2 separate regions of the Homo sapiens genome follow, and region 1 is linked to region 2. The links are chromatin loops, found by intact Hi-C in ENCODE. Cell type or tissue: mammary epithelial cell. All regions are shown on one strand. Links, peaks and the distances in the headings refer to the core of each region. The heading gives the core; the rest is flanking DNA. Region 1 has its middle 540 kb from the start of SATB2. Region 2 has its middle 200 kb from the start of SATB2.

Region 1 (8,347 bases), core at 257-8,256, 340 kb after region 2:
AATTGTTTTAAAAACAGTTAAGAGTAGAAAGGAGAAAATTATGCAGGTATATTATTTTCTGTAATTACATAATTATCTTCACTAGTGCGGGGGTGTGTGTGTGTGTGTGTGTGTCTGAATTATTGTCTGCAGTTTTCAACATGAAGAACTTTCTTTAGTATTTCTTGTAAGACAGGTCATCTAACAACAAATTTTCTTCATTTTTGTTTATCTAAGAATGCATTTTACCTTCATTTTTGAAAGATAGCTTTGCTGAATGTAGGAGTCTAGTTGACAGGTGTTTTTCTTCTGAGCATTCTGAATGTTATCTCACTGTGTTCTTGCCTCTATTGTTTCAGCTGAAAAGTCAGCTGTTAATTTTATTGGGTTCCCTTGTAATTGATAAGTCATTTTTTTCTTGCTGCTTTCAAGATTTTCTTCTTGTCTTTGGCTTTCAGCATTTTTACTATAATCTACTTATGAATCTGTTTGCATTTATCCTGCCCAAAGTTCATTGAGCTTCCTGGAAGTATAGATTGTTGTTTTTCAATAAATTTGGGAAGTTTCCTGTCTTTATTTTTGCTCCTTTTACTTTCTCCTCTCCTTCTGGTATTGCCATTATGTGTATGTTGGTGTGCTTATTGGTCTTCCTTATTTCTCTGAGACTCTGTTTAATTTTCTTTATTATTTTTTCTCTCTGTTCTTCAGCTTGCGTACTCTCTATTGATCTATTTTCAAGTTTATTATTTCTTCTGCCAATTCAAATTTTTTATTGGGACCCTCTAGTGAATTTTTCATTTTAGGTCCTGTACTTTTAAAGTCCAGACTTCTATTATTTCTTTATAATTTCTATTTCTTTATTGACATTATTTATTCAATGGGATATTTTTATTATATATTTCTTTTGCTTCTTTAATTATGCTTCCTTTAGTTTTTTGAACATATTTATAATGGGTATTTTGAAGTCTTTGTTAAGTCTGCCATTTGGTTGCTCTCACAGGCAATTTCTTTTGCCTGATATGTTTCCAGTATATGGATCATATATATATATATATATATATTTGCATATCTCATAATTTTTTTGTTTAAAATTGTATATTTTAGATACAATTTTGTAGCAACTCTGAGTATCCCCTTTCTCATCTGAGACTTGTCATTTGCTTGTTGTACTATTTAGTAATTAGCAGGATTATTTTAGTAAAATTTATTTTCCTAGCAGTGTTAAGCCTCTGGTGTTGCTCCTCAGCAGGATGTGGCAAAGGTATGACCATCACACTCTAGGATGATGGTGGTTTTGGCAGGTCTCTCTTTGATTGATTCTCTAACTAACTACATGCAGCTGTTAACCTCTATTCAATTGCCAGATGATTGATGTATTTTTTCCAACAGTAGCCTGGGGCCTAAATTGGTCCACATACTAATCTAATCAAATTGGGCTGCCTAGAAGGAGTAGTTGCATAGGTCAGTGTTAGAGATTTGTTTATGTCTGACCCCTGGCAGGCTCCTCCCAGCTTTCTTTTTCTCAGGTTATCAACTCCCTCCCCTATTCCCAAGCAAAATTTCTGAGCTGTGGATCTGGAGTTGGGGTTGGAGATAGGGTATAATTCTCTTTGAGTGGCATCCCTACTTTAGGAACTGAGGTTCAGTGACAGAGTAGGCAGTAGCCTCAGTTCTTCTTGGCTTGCCTCTTCTGGTGTGAAATTACTGCCTTATGGGCCAGGTCCCTGGTATTCTCAGTGGCACTGTGTCCAAGATAAAGCCTTGATACCATCAGTGGGGGCTTGGCAGAAAAAGGGCACCCCTATCTCTCAGTCGTACTTGCCTGGAACTTAGCCTCAGCAGCAGGTAGCTGAGGGCAGGATGAGAAACGCTGAAATCCTGTAAGGATGATAGACCACTGGCTGGTACCTGAAGGGAAAGAAAGCCATATTCTTGGCTGCGTCAGTCTGGAGTGAAGTTTCCATTTCATTGAGTTGAGAATCTCCACAGTTTTTGAGAGCACACTAAGGCTTAAACTTCCACATATTCCATTTCAAATGAAGTCAGTTTCTCTGGGAAGAGATTAGGAGCTGTCTGCCTTAAGGCCTGTTTCTATCCCCACTCCAAATCTCCCAGCCAGAGCTCTGGAGCTAGAAGTAGAAGCAAAGACACCTTTCTTTCCAAGTGATATCTCCTCTTTAGGCGCTGCATACTCAGTGGAGTGTGGGGCAATAGCCTGAAATCTTTTTAAGTATCCTCTCTTGGTATAGGTACACCATCCTATATGCCAGAACAATGACAATGACCTTTCTTGCTTAGGAAAATAGTCCTCTGACTGGGAGATGTAGGGAGAGAGAACCTGTGCTTTTGGCTGCACCTGTCTGGAGTGGATTTTCTATCTGGTTGAGCTAAAAGATAGGAGAGATGGAGTGGAACCTTGTTCAAAGACTACATACTCTTACCTTTAAAAGCTATAATAGATTTTCTTGAGTAAATGTTTTTTCACTTCCTCCATGACCCAGGACCATTTCAAGAGACTTTAAGTTTTGTCCTTTTATAATTTTCACCAGTTTTGCATGGGAATGTGTCCATAGAATTCCTCATGCCGTCATGCCAGAAGCAGAACTCTGCACCATTGGGTTGTTTTTGCTGTCGTTGATGTTTGTTTTTTTTAAAATAGATTTTTTTGTAGCAGTACAAAAAATTTCGGCTTCTCCATAGTAAAAACAAATGACATTGGTTATTATGTGTGGTGGGCAGAATAATGACCCTCTAAGACATTCATGTTCCATTCCCCAGAACCTGTGAATATGTCACCTGACATGGCAAAAGGGACTTTGCAGATGTGAATAAGGGTATGGATTTTGAGATTGAGAGATTATCCTGGAATATGTAGGTGGGCCCAATCTAATCACACTACACCATAAAAGTAGAGGACCTCCCATTCTAGTTAGGAAGATATGTGGTGACAAAAGAAGAGTCAGAGAGATGTGACATCGACAGCTTTCAAAATGGAGAAAGGGGGCCAGGAGCAAAATAATGTGGGTGGCCTCTAGAAGCTGGAAAAGGCAAGGAAACAGATTCTTTCTGAAAGCCTCAAGATCAGCATGCAGCCCTGCTAACATCTTGATTTTATATAGCCCAGTGAGACTTGTATCAGATATTTGACCTATAGAACTATAATACTTTGTATTAAGTCATTCTTACGATAATTTATTACAGCAGCAACAGAAATGAATATATTTCAAAATATTTTTTTCTGTAATGCCTTAACAAGTACAAAAGGAATTGTGTCCTGCTTTCACAAAAAATAAGTAAAATTTAATGTGCTGGCCTATGCATTTAAATAGCCTGGTAGGGTTACCTCTGTGTAATCAGAACCCAATCCTCTGTAGCCCCTCTGAGAATTTTCCTAAGAGGAATCAGCATGCTCATAGTTGTGTGATGGCCCTGGTAACAGTCCCTCCTGTCCAGCCTCGCATTTGTTGTCCTGACTTCTTGCATCCTTAATTGAGCACTGGGTCAGTATTTGACATTAACTTATGATTTCCTGTAATGCTTTTGTTCCCATGACCTAGTCTCTTAGATTAGTGCTTCTCAAAGTGTGATCTTCAGACCAGCAACATCAGCATCACCTGGGAACTTGTTGGAAATGCATATTTTAAGCCTTACTCTACCTACTGAATTGAAAGCTCTGGGGATAGGCCCCAGCAACATGTTTTAACAAGCTCTCTAGTTAATTCTGATGCACGATGAAGTTGGAGAACCAGTCTTAGATCATAAAGTGAAATTTGAGTCATTTACTTTATTTCCTGAACTGATTCTTTTTACCCTCAATTTCAAGCCTATCTAGCTCCATACCATCATGGAAAACACTGAGCAAATGAACAATAAACTCACAGATACGCCAAGTGTTAAACAGTCTCAAGATCTGATCATCCAACAGTTGAAATCTCAAACAAGATTGTTAAAAATTTACTATGTGCCCTGACTTTAGTGCTGGTTTTATTCCATTAATGATGGCAATCACTACTTTCTTTCACTTGATCTTCTTTATGATTAACAGCATATATATGTCAAGCTGGTGAAATTGGCTTGACAATGAACTATGTGGCAATGGATCAGATGGCTCCAAGTAAGGATCATGTGCAACACCTGGCTTCAGAATTATCTGATAACCAGCTGAACAACCCTTTCTTTAATCGTGCTTGATTGCTTTAGACTACCCAGTCAGATAATGCATATTTCTAAGCTCAGTAAACAACTATTAATAAGAGAATATGCAAATTTAGCAGTAATTTTTAATTTATCAACTTTTTTGAATAAAGTACAGAGATGGAGGAAATGATAAATGAACTCTATTTTATTACATCTTGCCTACTTTTAACTTGTGATAGACCCATGTGCTAGGTTGTCTATTCAACAAAAAAAAATGGGGCTCAACAAAGTTAAGTGACTTGCCTTAAGTCACATAACTAATAACAGATGGAATCAGGTTTGAGATTGCTTAATCCCAAAGCCTATGATCTTTTCTTATAGACTGTAAAATCCAGAAGAATGGCAATTTGAATGTTTTTAACTTTTAATTTTGAAAAACTAATTTTAGATTTACTGTAAAGTTGTAAAAAAATGAAAGGTACAGCGTGTTTTCATATATCCTCCTCCTTGGAGCAGCCTGAGCTAATGTCCCTTTAAAAATGATTAATAAAATGATTTAAATAATAATTAAATATTACATGATTAAAAAAATTAAAAATAAATTAAGCTCAAGATCAAGATGGAGAAATCCATTGTAATGAGAAATAGAGCTTCCTCAAAGTTAGAGAGGGATTGAGGCTCAAAAAATTCACAGCAGTATAGAAACCAGATATATGTCTTCAAGTTCATGGCCTTAGGTTTTAATTTCTATTTAGGAAGAGTGGTACAGGACGTAAGTCCTTGAGTTTATGGAAGCAGGAAGGATTTCTTAATAATGAATGTAGGATGAGAGAATTCTCTATTGCAGGCTTATGGAGACAATTAGAATGCTTGTTGTTCATCTAGAAATTTGGATTAAAAAAAATCATCCACTAGAAAGTAGAATCCTAAGCCAATTCTCATCAATAAATAACAGCTCCTAGACACAGTAAGTACTCAAAATTTGCTGAATATTGAAGCATTTTACCAAAGGACACTCCTCTCCTCCATTCCCAAAGACTCCTGTGAGTGCTCATTTGCAAATGAAGTAATACATATGTCACTTATGACAAGTACCAGAAACATCAAGGCATCTGCTTCCCGGATAAAGTTGCACTTGGCCTTCATTTTGCCACAAAGCAAGGAGGTATGTGAGTCGTTTCAAGGAGCATGATACCACTGAGTGGCATTAGGGAGGCTAAGACCTGGCAGACACTGGCAGAAAGGCTCTAGTGCTCCCTGGCTTGGCTGGCAGCTTGGTACTTCTGATTTCCCAGCAGATGAGATGTCAGAGTCTGTGGACACGCACAGGGAGGAGCAGGTGTTGACCTCTGATCCACAGCCTTCTGGCATATTTCCTGTTTTTCTTCAATTGAAAAATCATTTATAGTAAATTGTTAACGTCCTCCTCATTCCATCCTGTCCCTAATGACACCTGCCGTTAGCCAGGGCTTCATATGGTACCACAAAGACAGTTTTCTCCCGAGAGAGAAGCAGAAATGTTACCTTTAAAGTTTGTTATATTTTCTATTCCCATATCTTAGCTTAGAGCATGAACACTTGCAGAATTATTATTATGTTTGAAAGAGAGAGATGCATTTATTTTAATGTAGCAGAAAAATCCAGAGTTCCAGATGGAAGAAAACAGCTTCCTGTAAGGCTTGGAATCTGACAGACCTGAGTATGAGCTGTAGCTGTGCGACTTCAGGCAAATTGCCTAACAGCCCTGAGTATCACATGTTCTCTTACCTGCAAAAGAGGAATAATATCTTCCCTGTATAGTTGGCTATTAATATAATATAATTAATTATTATATAATATAATTAATACAAAATATAAAGTAATATATGTATAACTTGTATACTGTTTATTAAAATAATTAATCTTTGTACTAGTTTACCTTTCTCTTTTCTCCTTTTCTTCCATCAGATAATCTTCATTGGTTCTGTAACTGAATTTGACGTGTTCCTTCTTTTGTTTTGTATGGTAAACTTCTAGTGATCTTCTTGAGATGGGGAAGGTGAGGACTAGACTTCATTGTTTCTTCCTCTGTGTAGTTGTCTCTGGGATGAAGTTATTTTCTTTCCATGGTCTTTAATGAGGATGATCACAGGATAAGTGAATACCCATTCACTATCTGTTGTGGGTATAATATACTCCACCTTTTCCTGAGACAAATCCTAATGCCCTGAAGAGAGTATTTGCTCCAGTTACTATTGCTGTGTAATGAATAACTCCAAACATTAGTGTTTTGAAACAATGGCAATATTTATTCTGCTCATCAATCCACAATTTGGGTAAGACTTGTTGGGGATAGCTCCTCTCTGCTTAATCTTGGGTCAGTTGAGGTGGCTTAAAGGATGATGGTTTGGATCATCTGAAGTTTAGTTACTCTTGTGTCTGGAGGTTGATGCTGAGAGGACTGTAGCAGTTGGAATATGGAATAGGTAGGGAGCCACAGGCAACTCTCTCTACCTTTATGTGATCACCTCAAAATAATCTCTCCAGGATGGCATCTTTGGAGTACCTGGGCTTCTTAACTGTGGACTCTAATCTCTCAAAACACATGTCCTGATAGAGAGCTGGGTTTAATTTGTATTATTTTTAGACTCACCCTTGGAAGGCATACAGCACTGCCTCTGCTACAGTACACAAATTGCAAATGAGCCACTAAGCGTGGCCCAAATTAGGTGAGGGAACTAGAAAGTACCTCTTACTTGGAGGAATATTCAAACTCTGAGAATTTTGTGGGACCAAAATTATTGATGTGGCCATTTTGGGACAATGCAATCTGTCACATGGTTTAAGCAGATTTTTAATGAAAGAGACTGAGCAATTGCTCCAAAGATTATATACTTTCTAGCTTCCTAACTTTCTCATATTGAACAAAGTTGGAAGCAAATTGTCTAAATAAGCAGTTCTCAAACTTAGGGTCCCTTAAAACTCTTAAGAAATTATTGAGGACCCTTAAGAGATTTTGTTTATGTGACTCATACCTCTCAATATTTATTACAGTAGATTAAAACTGAGAAATATTTAAAATATGTATTTATTTTAAAATAATAATTCTATTATATATTAACATAGATAACATTTTTAATGAAAAACAACTGTATTCCAAATAAAAATTTACTAATAAGAAAGTCATTATTTTACATTTTTGTAAATCCCTTTAATGTCTGACTTAAGAGGAGACAACTAGAACCTCATATCTGCTCCTATATTCAATTTGTTAAAATGTTATTTTGGTTGTTAAAGAGAGAAAAATCTAGACTCACAAAGTTATGTAGTTAGAATAGGGAGGTGTGTTTTAGTAAGTTCAGTAGACTGAGTGTGTCTCCTCAGAATTTATACAGGTTGAACATCCCTTATCCAAAACACTTGGACCCAGAATTGTTTCAGATTTCAGGTTTTCTTTTTATTTTGGAATATTTGTACTATACTTACTGGTTGAGCGTCCCAAATCTGAAAATATGAAATCTGAAATGCTCCAATGAGCATTTCCTTTGAGCATTATGTTAACACTCAAAAATCTCAGATTTTGGAGCATTTTCAATTTCAGATCCTCATATTTGAGATGTACAAGTGTATGTTGAAAGCCTTACCCCCAGTATGATGGTATTAGGAGCTAAGTCTTTTGGTAGATAATTAGTTCCCCTATGTGGTATTAGTTCTCCTATAAAAGAGACCCCAGAGGCCTCCTTCACCCCTTTCCACCATGTGAGAACACAGCTTCCAGAAGAGGGCTTTCACCAGACACCAAGTCTGCGCCACCTTGATCTTCTACTCCCCAGCCTCCAAAACTGTGACAAATAAATTCTATTGTTTATAAGCTACCCAGCCACGGTATTCTATTATAGCACCTTGAATGGATTAACAATAACTTAGACCACTCAGATAACTGGATATACTGCTTTGATACTACACCAAAACTCAACAAGTTTCCTAAAGGTTAGTTGCAATATAGAATCTGAAACCTTACCAATGAGTCTACATACCTGAGAGAGAATAAGAGTGAAAAAAAAACAAAAACCAAATGACATCTTAATGTTACTATAAAAATAGCTTTGCCCTTACAGACTTCCTGAAAGTGTCTTGGGAACCCCCAGGGAGCCTGAATCACACTTGAAGAAACACAGACTATGATTTGTCAACAATTCTCCCCAGGCTTTTGACAATTGCCTCATATTGGCCTCTCAGTTCCTCTTTTTAT
Region 2 (8,347 bases), core at 278-8,277:
TTGAAAACACCAATAGGGCACAAAGCTCTTCCCTCCCTTTTAACAAATATTTGATGAATGGGGTACATTTCATAGCAGTTTCTCTTTGTTGGATTTTGAAATTTTCCCAACTTCAGCCAGGATTAAATATTTAAATTGCCTTATAGGGATAAACTTCATCTGAATATTTCTGTAATGCATAATCAAGGTATTTGAGTTACAAGTGCCTTGACCTCAAGAACCTCCACAACTGACATTTGTAAGCCCCACATTCAGGTAATTCATAGTCTGTGATTCTGTGTTGTCTTGGAAGACAGAATCACAGAACCATGGGCTTTATTATCCTGCACATCCTCTTATTCAAAGCAGAAATTCCTTTTCAGGCATCCTTGGCTGGAGGCCATGCAGTCTTTGTTCTTTCATGACTAGGAACTTATGAGTTTGGAACTCAGCCCATTCTGCTTTTGGTTAGTTCTCTTTTCCCCTGTTATTGGCGCCATCTAAAGCTGAATTGACTCTTCTAGTAACCACCTCACATATTTAGGCTCATACTGAATATTGATTACTAAATCCTATAAGTTCTCAGGCTTTCTTTCTTAATCATGTGATACAGCTACTAAGAGAGCTTATGCTTATGTCATTTCAGACTGCATGAATAGAGATATACAGCTTAAACCAAGAAAGGTGATCACCCTATACTCTTCAATACTAATCAGGCCACATTGCAACATTGTTTTTAGTTCTGGATGACATATTTTGGAAGGATGTTGATAAATTGAGATATATTCAAAAAACAGAGGGTGACAAGGATGTATAAGAGCCTAGAAAGTTTATCTTCTATTAATTTATTCTGTTAAATCATTTTTTTCATTTGTCAACCAACAAAGTAGATTTATGAAATGTCTATTATATTGAAGCCATTGTGAGGGAAATAAAGTCACGACCTTTAGTTGACAACAATAGAACTAAATTTAACTAGTTAAGCAGAAAAAAAAATTTACTAAAAGTTATTAGAAGGCCCAGAGAATTTCCAGGTAAGTCAGAAAATCTGGGTTAGACATTAGGATCTATATCTAAGATGACTCCAGGGGAGACAGCTGCTGCAGCACGGAGCACAAGCACCAGATCTTGGTCCCACGCTCCTGGGCACTGAATGCCATCTCAAAACCTCTGCCCCTGCTGCCTCTGAAACCCGGATGGCTCTGCCACTGCCCTTAGTGAAATGGAATTCACATGGTGCATTTTTTTTTCCATTCCCTTCCAAATAAAAGTCCTGATTGAAGGAGCCTAAGTCATATGTAAGGAAGGCTGGGAAAGTGCGTTTCTGTCTTCTGTCTTGGACTCATAGGTAGGAAATTCTCTAAACATAGAAAAAACAGACAGAGGTGCTCAGGGCCCAAAAAGTATGCCAAATGCACTAGACTTCGAACTCTTTGAGGAAAGATACTATGCCTTATTAGAACAACATAGTGTTGCTTTGAAATCAGAAAGGGCTGGTATCTATCTAGAAATAGATCTACTCTACTTCCTAGTTTTCGGTAATTTGGAGCTATATATGTATATATATACAAAAGGAAAATAATACCTCCCTTGCAATGTGTGTGTGTGTGTGTGTGTGTGTGTGCCCATATAAAGCAGAGTGCCTGCCTATTAAATGATAGTTTTCCTGCAATATCTTTGTATTCCCATTACCAAGGATGATTCCTGGTACAAAGCATTCATTTTTTAAAAATATGAGACTGTTCGTCGAAGTCATGGTATTTGCCTTTGAGAAAAATATCAGTAGGTAGGTAATTTGTAAACCAAAAAATTCTAAAATCCAAGGTGAAATAATGTCGATCCACCGTGGATGGGGAAGTAAGTGTCCTCTGAGGTACTGATGCCTGCTTTTACCAGGAGAAACTAGAAGTAGCATCAAATAATACTTAGTCTTATTTGACTAAGAGTGACTGTAAGAGTGACTCAGTATGAACTTGATCAAGGGTAAATCACCTCCATCAATCATTCTTCTATATTCAGTTGGACACTACTAAATATTTCCAGATGGCAGACCAACTCATTAGATTATGTGGGAGAATACATTTTGTAACTAATTCCACCATGGACCAGCATCAAGTTGGGGTGTTTAATATCAGAAAGATTGTCAAGCCTTAAGTGAAACTTGTTTACATCACAGACAGTTTACACATAACATTGCTTTGAAAACCTCTGCACTCAGATAGTAGAACAATGGGGTTTTAACCAGTATATATCTGCAAGCTTGCACACCTGAAGTTGATTCATGCAGATATCCTTGAGACCCATTCTGGTGGCATTCAGGAAGCTTACTGTACTGGGAATATTGGGGAGGCCTTGGCATCTTCAGCACCCTAATAGGATAAGGGTACTCCTGCCAAGGTCCCATCTGCAAGTATGACACTTACCTCTATTACTTTGTGAAATGCTATTTTGGGAATATAGTCCATGGCTGTCATTACCAGATTTTGGGACTTCTTGGACCAGTAATAGCCACTCCTCAGGCTTGGGGGCCAATAAGGACTTGTCAAGTTCATACTGGCAAATAAAGACACTCAACAAGCAATACAAAATATAAAACTACCATATTTTCTACCATTATCACATCAAACAAAGCACTTTTAACTCCTCCCAAAGTTGGAAGGACATCATCTTAAAATAAACTATAGTTGGGCTGGGCAGGGTGGTTCATGCCTGTAAGGAATCCCAGCACCTTGGGGAGGCTGAATCTGGGAGGATTGCTTGAGACCAGGAGTTCAAAGTTACCATGAGCTATGATTGTGCCACTGGACTCCAGCCTGGGTGACCAAGCAAGGCCCTGTCTTTAAAAAAATACAACAAAATAAAGCATAATCCTATTCAAGTGAGGAAAGTGAACCAATTTGCTGTGAAATATGTATGTCTTACCCTTTTTTCCCCTCCTTTTTCTGGGGAGCAGAAAAAACTCTGTCACCACCTAGAAGCTGACTGCAGATGACATCTAGAAACTGCCAGTCTGAGGACTAGGCTGAGTATTTACTTTCCCAGAAGTTCTGTCCTTTAAGTCAGGCACCAAAAGATCCCCAAATTTGCTCGGCCTTCTCAGAATTAGCTCAATTGGGCTTTGCTTTTTCTAAAGGATTTTGCAGGAAAGTGCTGCCATGTATTGCCATTACATTTACTATAAACTATTGATGCAATGGTTGTCTATGATGCCTCAGTGGCTCCCAGGTGAAATTTCATACAAGAAATTTCCTTTTGATTTTAAAGTAAAAAAGATGATCATTGTTTCCCCAGTGGAATTTGGGTATGCTACTTTCTTTATCTGATAGTGAGAACAACTGAATTTCTTGAGTTTCCCTTTCTTGCCCTGGCCAGTAGGAGGCTCAGCATCATCTCTGATGTCTACTCATAACTACTGAATTAATCCTGTACTTCTAAATGAGAAAAAGGTGACAACCTCAAATTACCCAGAAAGCTACATTTGGAGAGTATAGGAATTTTAGTAGCAAGTCATTAAAAATTAAACTGAATACAATTTCTTCACACAGACAAATACATCCTTCTGGAGAAATCAAAGATTTCCCCAAGTTCATATTTGGGACCACATCATCTGATTATGTAGATTGTTCACAGCATGGGTATCTAGGTAAAGAGAAAAGTGGCAGCTCTGGTATAGGGTCTGTTTTTACCCAGAGGAAGTGACCTTTTTTTCTGATTAGTACCAAAGCGCAGAACGGGCAAGGAGAGGCTCGGCCCACACTTGTGCACAAGTTCATTTGCATGTACATCTCCCATTTCAGCATCTGCTCCTCTGATGTCACAATGCCACACCTAAGGATCTCATGATTTGTGAGCATGGAGCTCTCTGTGGCTACTTGGAGCCTTGCATGTGGGTAGGGCTGAGCTACATGGCTGCTTCAGTGAACTTTGGCCAAACATAGCTTTCCCTGAGTAAAATTACCATCTCCCCACTACCCCCCACCCCAACACATCTAGGCTTTAATACAGAGCCCAAGACAAGAAACAAGAGAACTACCAGAAGCAATGAAAAATTGTTAGTCAGAACTTTTGACTGATTGGTGCCTCCAGTCTCCCCCAACATGCCAGATGTACAGCTTTTTACTGTACATAGTTACATATGTGTCCTTTGCATAAAGCCTCTCTGGCTAAACTTCAATCCCTAACTATTATATATTCTGAATAAAAGTGAAACATCTCAGCATTTGCAAAAATTCAAGATTTATCAACATATTGAGCTTTTACTAAGTCATGAATTCTTGATTTGTATTCACAGAGCTTTTACATATTCATAGCCCTCTTTAGCCAAAGATCTTCAATATTCATTTACTATGGAGTGGTAAGTATATATTATTCAACTCCATTTACCAATGGGTAAACTGATGCCCAACTAAAGGCCTCATCAGAGAAACCGAATAAAGAGCAAGATGCTCTTAGCCCCGCAGAGAGAGCTTGCTCCAGCTGTCTCCCTCCAGAAATAAAGGCCCGTTGCCTGCTTGTGAGTCTCACTTCTCAAGCATTAGGGGAATCAGGATTTTTCCTTCTGGATTTGTTGAAATGTCTTGAATCGAGTTTCCTCTTAAAGCACAGGGGACAGGGGACAAAAGAATAGCCCAGGGGAAAAAAAAACACAAAAAACTAGCCCTCTTCCAAATTGCTTCAAACCCGTGATGCCAAAGGTTAATTGACCAGATTAGTTCCTCCTAAACTTGGAGGAGAACAGGTAGAAAGAATCATTCATTTGCTCCAATAACCAATTAATGACACTGATTGGGATGGAAGGGTCCTGCCTCTCCCACTTTTATTAGAGAAACAGAGGTCAATTTTCTTTATACCTTTTTAAATACAATCTATTCCTTTAGTTTCTAAGTAATTTACTGAGGATTCCAGCTATATATTTACCAGGTGCTGACTGATGGGGTGTTTAAACATAAAAACAAAATATTTCTGGCCAGACCTAGAAAATTACAAGAGACGAACTCTGAATGATCCCATGAGAGCAACCAGTCTGTAACACATATCACAAAGGAATGTCAAGCCTTATGGTTATTTTAGAAACTGTACAAATATATATTAAGCATATTTCTGCATGGAGATTACATTTTGCAATAAATGTAATTCTTTTTTTTAAAGAATGTCATTATGGGGTATTCAAAGGAAGACTGTCTCAAAGGGTTAATTATTGGGAAAATGACTATCTAGTTCCCTAAAGTGTTCATTTGAAAGCTGGTGGTCAGAAGTCAGTCTCTATTTCATCTCCAAAGTAAATAAAATAAATGTAATTTTTCAGGATTTTAACTACACAAATGTCTGTTTTTGTCAAAATGTGTTGCTCCTTAGATAGTGAGATGATGATACATGGCATTTTTTTTTATTAACACCAAGCACTAATATAAACTGAGCTCATGATATGATAAAACAGAGCTCTCCAATAGAATTTTCTGCAATAATGAAAATGTTGTACATCTATGTTGCTCAATCTGGTAGACATTCACACATGTATAGGGTTGCCTTATTTAGCAAAACAAAACAAAACAAAATTTTAAAAAGCAGGACACCTAAATTTGAATTTCTGATAAACAACATATCATTTTTAGTATACATGTGCCCTGTGCAATATTTGGCTCAATAAATGTTAGCTAATATTATTGTTATTGATAATTATTAACTCATTTTGTCAGTGTTTTACTGGAAAGGAACCTACAAAGATGTAAGATGGAAAGGGCAACAAAATAGAACTCTTTGACATGTTAATGCAAAACTGTGTAATCAGCTTCCTATAACTTGGAATAGAATGGATTGTATTTTCTTCTGAACTCTGCCTGCTTTCAATATTTAATAGTCAAAACCTTGATTACAGATCAAGATGCATCTTTAAACAGGTATTTTCTTCAGCATTAAACTGCAAACTGCATTTCCAGGATACTTCAATGTATGCAACAGGTGTGTTGCCTGAAAAGTTGCTTTAATTCAGTTTTACCTGAATCGAATAAATAAGGACTTACTCTCTGTTTAAAGGAATATGGAGAGGGGAAAATATATAGCTACACATATATATATGACAAGTTACCATATGTAACAAATAATATATAACATTTAGAACATTTTTGATATCTGTATTTAACTTATTTGGAGAATGATGTTTCAGTGAATGTCCTGGTAGGGGATAGAAGGCCCAGGATAAGTGTGTAGCCAAAGTGAGTTTAACAAAGGCCCTGTTTATAGAGGTGTAGTCAAAATTAAGGGAACCAAGAGGGATGATGGGCACATGCTGTTACCATGGGCCTGAAAGGGCCAGGGAGTGGAAGGGTAAGAGGGACTGCATGGCAGGATCCATGGCCTTAGAATATTGGTGGCAATGTAAAATCCTTGTTCCATTTCTTAATGTTTCAAACTCCTGCCAGTTTCTCCTATTGGCCCAAACCAACCTGAAGCCAGAGTGCAAAGGGGCCTGGGGGCTTAAAATTATAGAAGTCACCCTTCTGGGTGCAGAACAGGGCAGTGGAGGGTGAGAAATAATTGTGAGAGGCAGAGAATAAGCAGCACACAGGATACATACACTTTACCTTTTTAAAAAAGTCAAATCACATGTTCATGTGTGTTATGGAAATGGTCACACTAACTCCCCATTCTTCTTGTGTATGGGTTTTCATCATTGAGTTAGTTTGGGAAATTTTATGGAGAATTAAGTCAGTCTTAGAATGTCTAGTCAGCCTTGTACATATAAGGAGAGTTGAATGTTGGAGTCAAATTATTTATATGGAACACAGACAAGAATTTTGCCCTACAGTTGTATTGTGTGTGATACGAGTATTAGCCACACTAAAAGCAATTATTTTCACATGTTGCAATGTATCAAGATAACAACAGTTCTCTGTCTTATGTCTCAGGCTCATGTACAAACACTCTTTCTGTTCAGAAGGACCAGATGGTTAAAATGAAGATAATTCTCACAATAATTGGTGGTTTCTTATAAGATTTTATTGGGGGGTAATGGAATATCTAATTTGTTTATGGAAATTTGTGTTACTGAATGCTGCTATCCTTCTCATTGTATAGTACGGGAGTATTTTTCAAAATTAATAAAGAATTCTTTCCTTGGTCAGGAACTACTGCAGATATTAGATAGCAAAGGAAGTGGCCATGAATCATGGTCACAAAACTTTTAAAATTTGAGCCACTTAAAAAAAATCTACCCTGGAAACATTAAGGAAATTTCTTTGGCTTATCTACTCCCTGATACACACTTCTTATTTCGTCAGATTTTCCTTTAGAAATCATAACTCTATATAGTCCTAAAAATGTCCCCTACATAATGAAAATGTTATGGTTTATTTATTTACAGTGCCATGATTAAGTGCACAGAGGCCAGGGTGTGAGACCTTTAGTAATTTATTTAACTTCTCTCTGCATTCATGTACTCATTGTTGAAATGGTTATAATCATAGCATCAATCTCATAGAGTTGTGCAGATTTAATAAGTTAAGATTCCTGGCACTGGTACATCCTCAATAAATGTTACCTGTTATTGTTATTGAAAAATTATTATTAGTTCATTTCATTTGTGTTTGAGCAGAAAGAAAACTGTAAGTGCAAAGGGCAACAGAATCCAGTTATTTGAGGTGGTATTGGAAGATTGTGAAAATCACAGAATCCTTGAAGAGGATTGTTCTTTCTTTCTTTCTTTCTTTTTTGAGACGGAGTCTCTCTCTGTCGCCCAGGCTGGAGTGCAGTGGCGCAATCTCGGCTCACTGCAAGCTCCGCCTCCCGGCTTCACGCCACTCTCCTGTGTCAGCCTCCTGAGTAGCTGGGACTACAGGTGCCTGCCACCACGCCTGGCTAATTTTTTTGTATTTTTAGTAGAGATGGGGTTTCACTGTGTTAGCCAGGATGGTCTCAATCTCCTGACCTCGTGATCCGCCTGCCTCGGCCTCCCAAAGTGCTGGGATTACAGGCTTGAGCCACCGTGCCTGGCCTGAAGAGGATGGTTCTTAAGAGATTGCCTACTCTTGCCTCTAAAGCCAGAAAACTTCAGTAGGTCACCTATGGTCTCTTAGCTAAAATCCGGGGCCTTTCTTGCTACGATGCTGTTTCCATTCTTCCACCATGCTTCCTTTTAAGAGTGTGCTAGTTCTCACTCAAACCAGCTTGCTGATTGTTAAATTTTTAGGAATGTTGTGAGGTAATTGCTAAATACAGCCACTATTAAACATTAAATTATACAAATTTACAATTAAATAAATTTCCAACTCCACGTTTGGTGGTATCATCTTGGCAGCCTAACATTGGCTATGGTGGCGGTATTTATACTGCTGAAATTGGCAAATGCTACATTTTTTTTGAGAGATGATTG

Evidence for each region. Peaks named below come from ENCODE experiments on the same cell type or tissue, not always from the same donor. Only the 100,000 strongest peaks of a DNase experiment are listed, where the experiment ranks them.
Region 1: it touches region 2 in a loop (3-fold over the local background); 1 of 110 quality-filtered maps calls a loop at or near these places.

The regions. Positions count from the first base shown.
Region 1 is chr2:198,913,823-198,922,169 of GRCh38, reverse strand. No RefSeq gene overlaps it. Among named protein-coding and RNA genes, the nearest start is that of SATB2, 540 kb to the left of the region's middle. In mammary epithelial cell, for the core only: no CTCF peak of the experiment used is centred there; a DNase peak (open chromatin) is centred at 3,659; H3K27ac peaks cover 359 bases.
Region 2 is chr2:199,253,498-199,261,844 of GRCh38, reverse strand. No RefSeq gene overlaps it. Among named protein-coding and RNA genes, the nearest start is that of SATB2, 200 kb to the left of the region's middle. In mammary epithelial cell, for the core only: CTCF peaks have their summits at 465 and 3,362 (motif pointing right); a DNase peak (open chromatin) is centred at 424.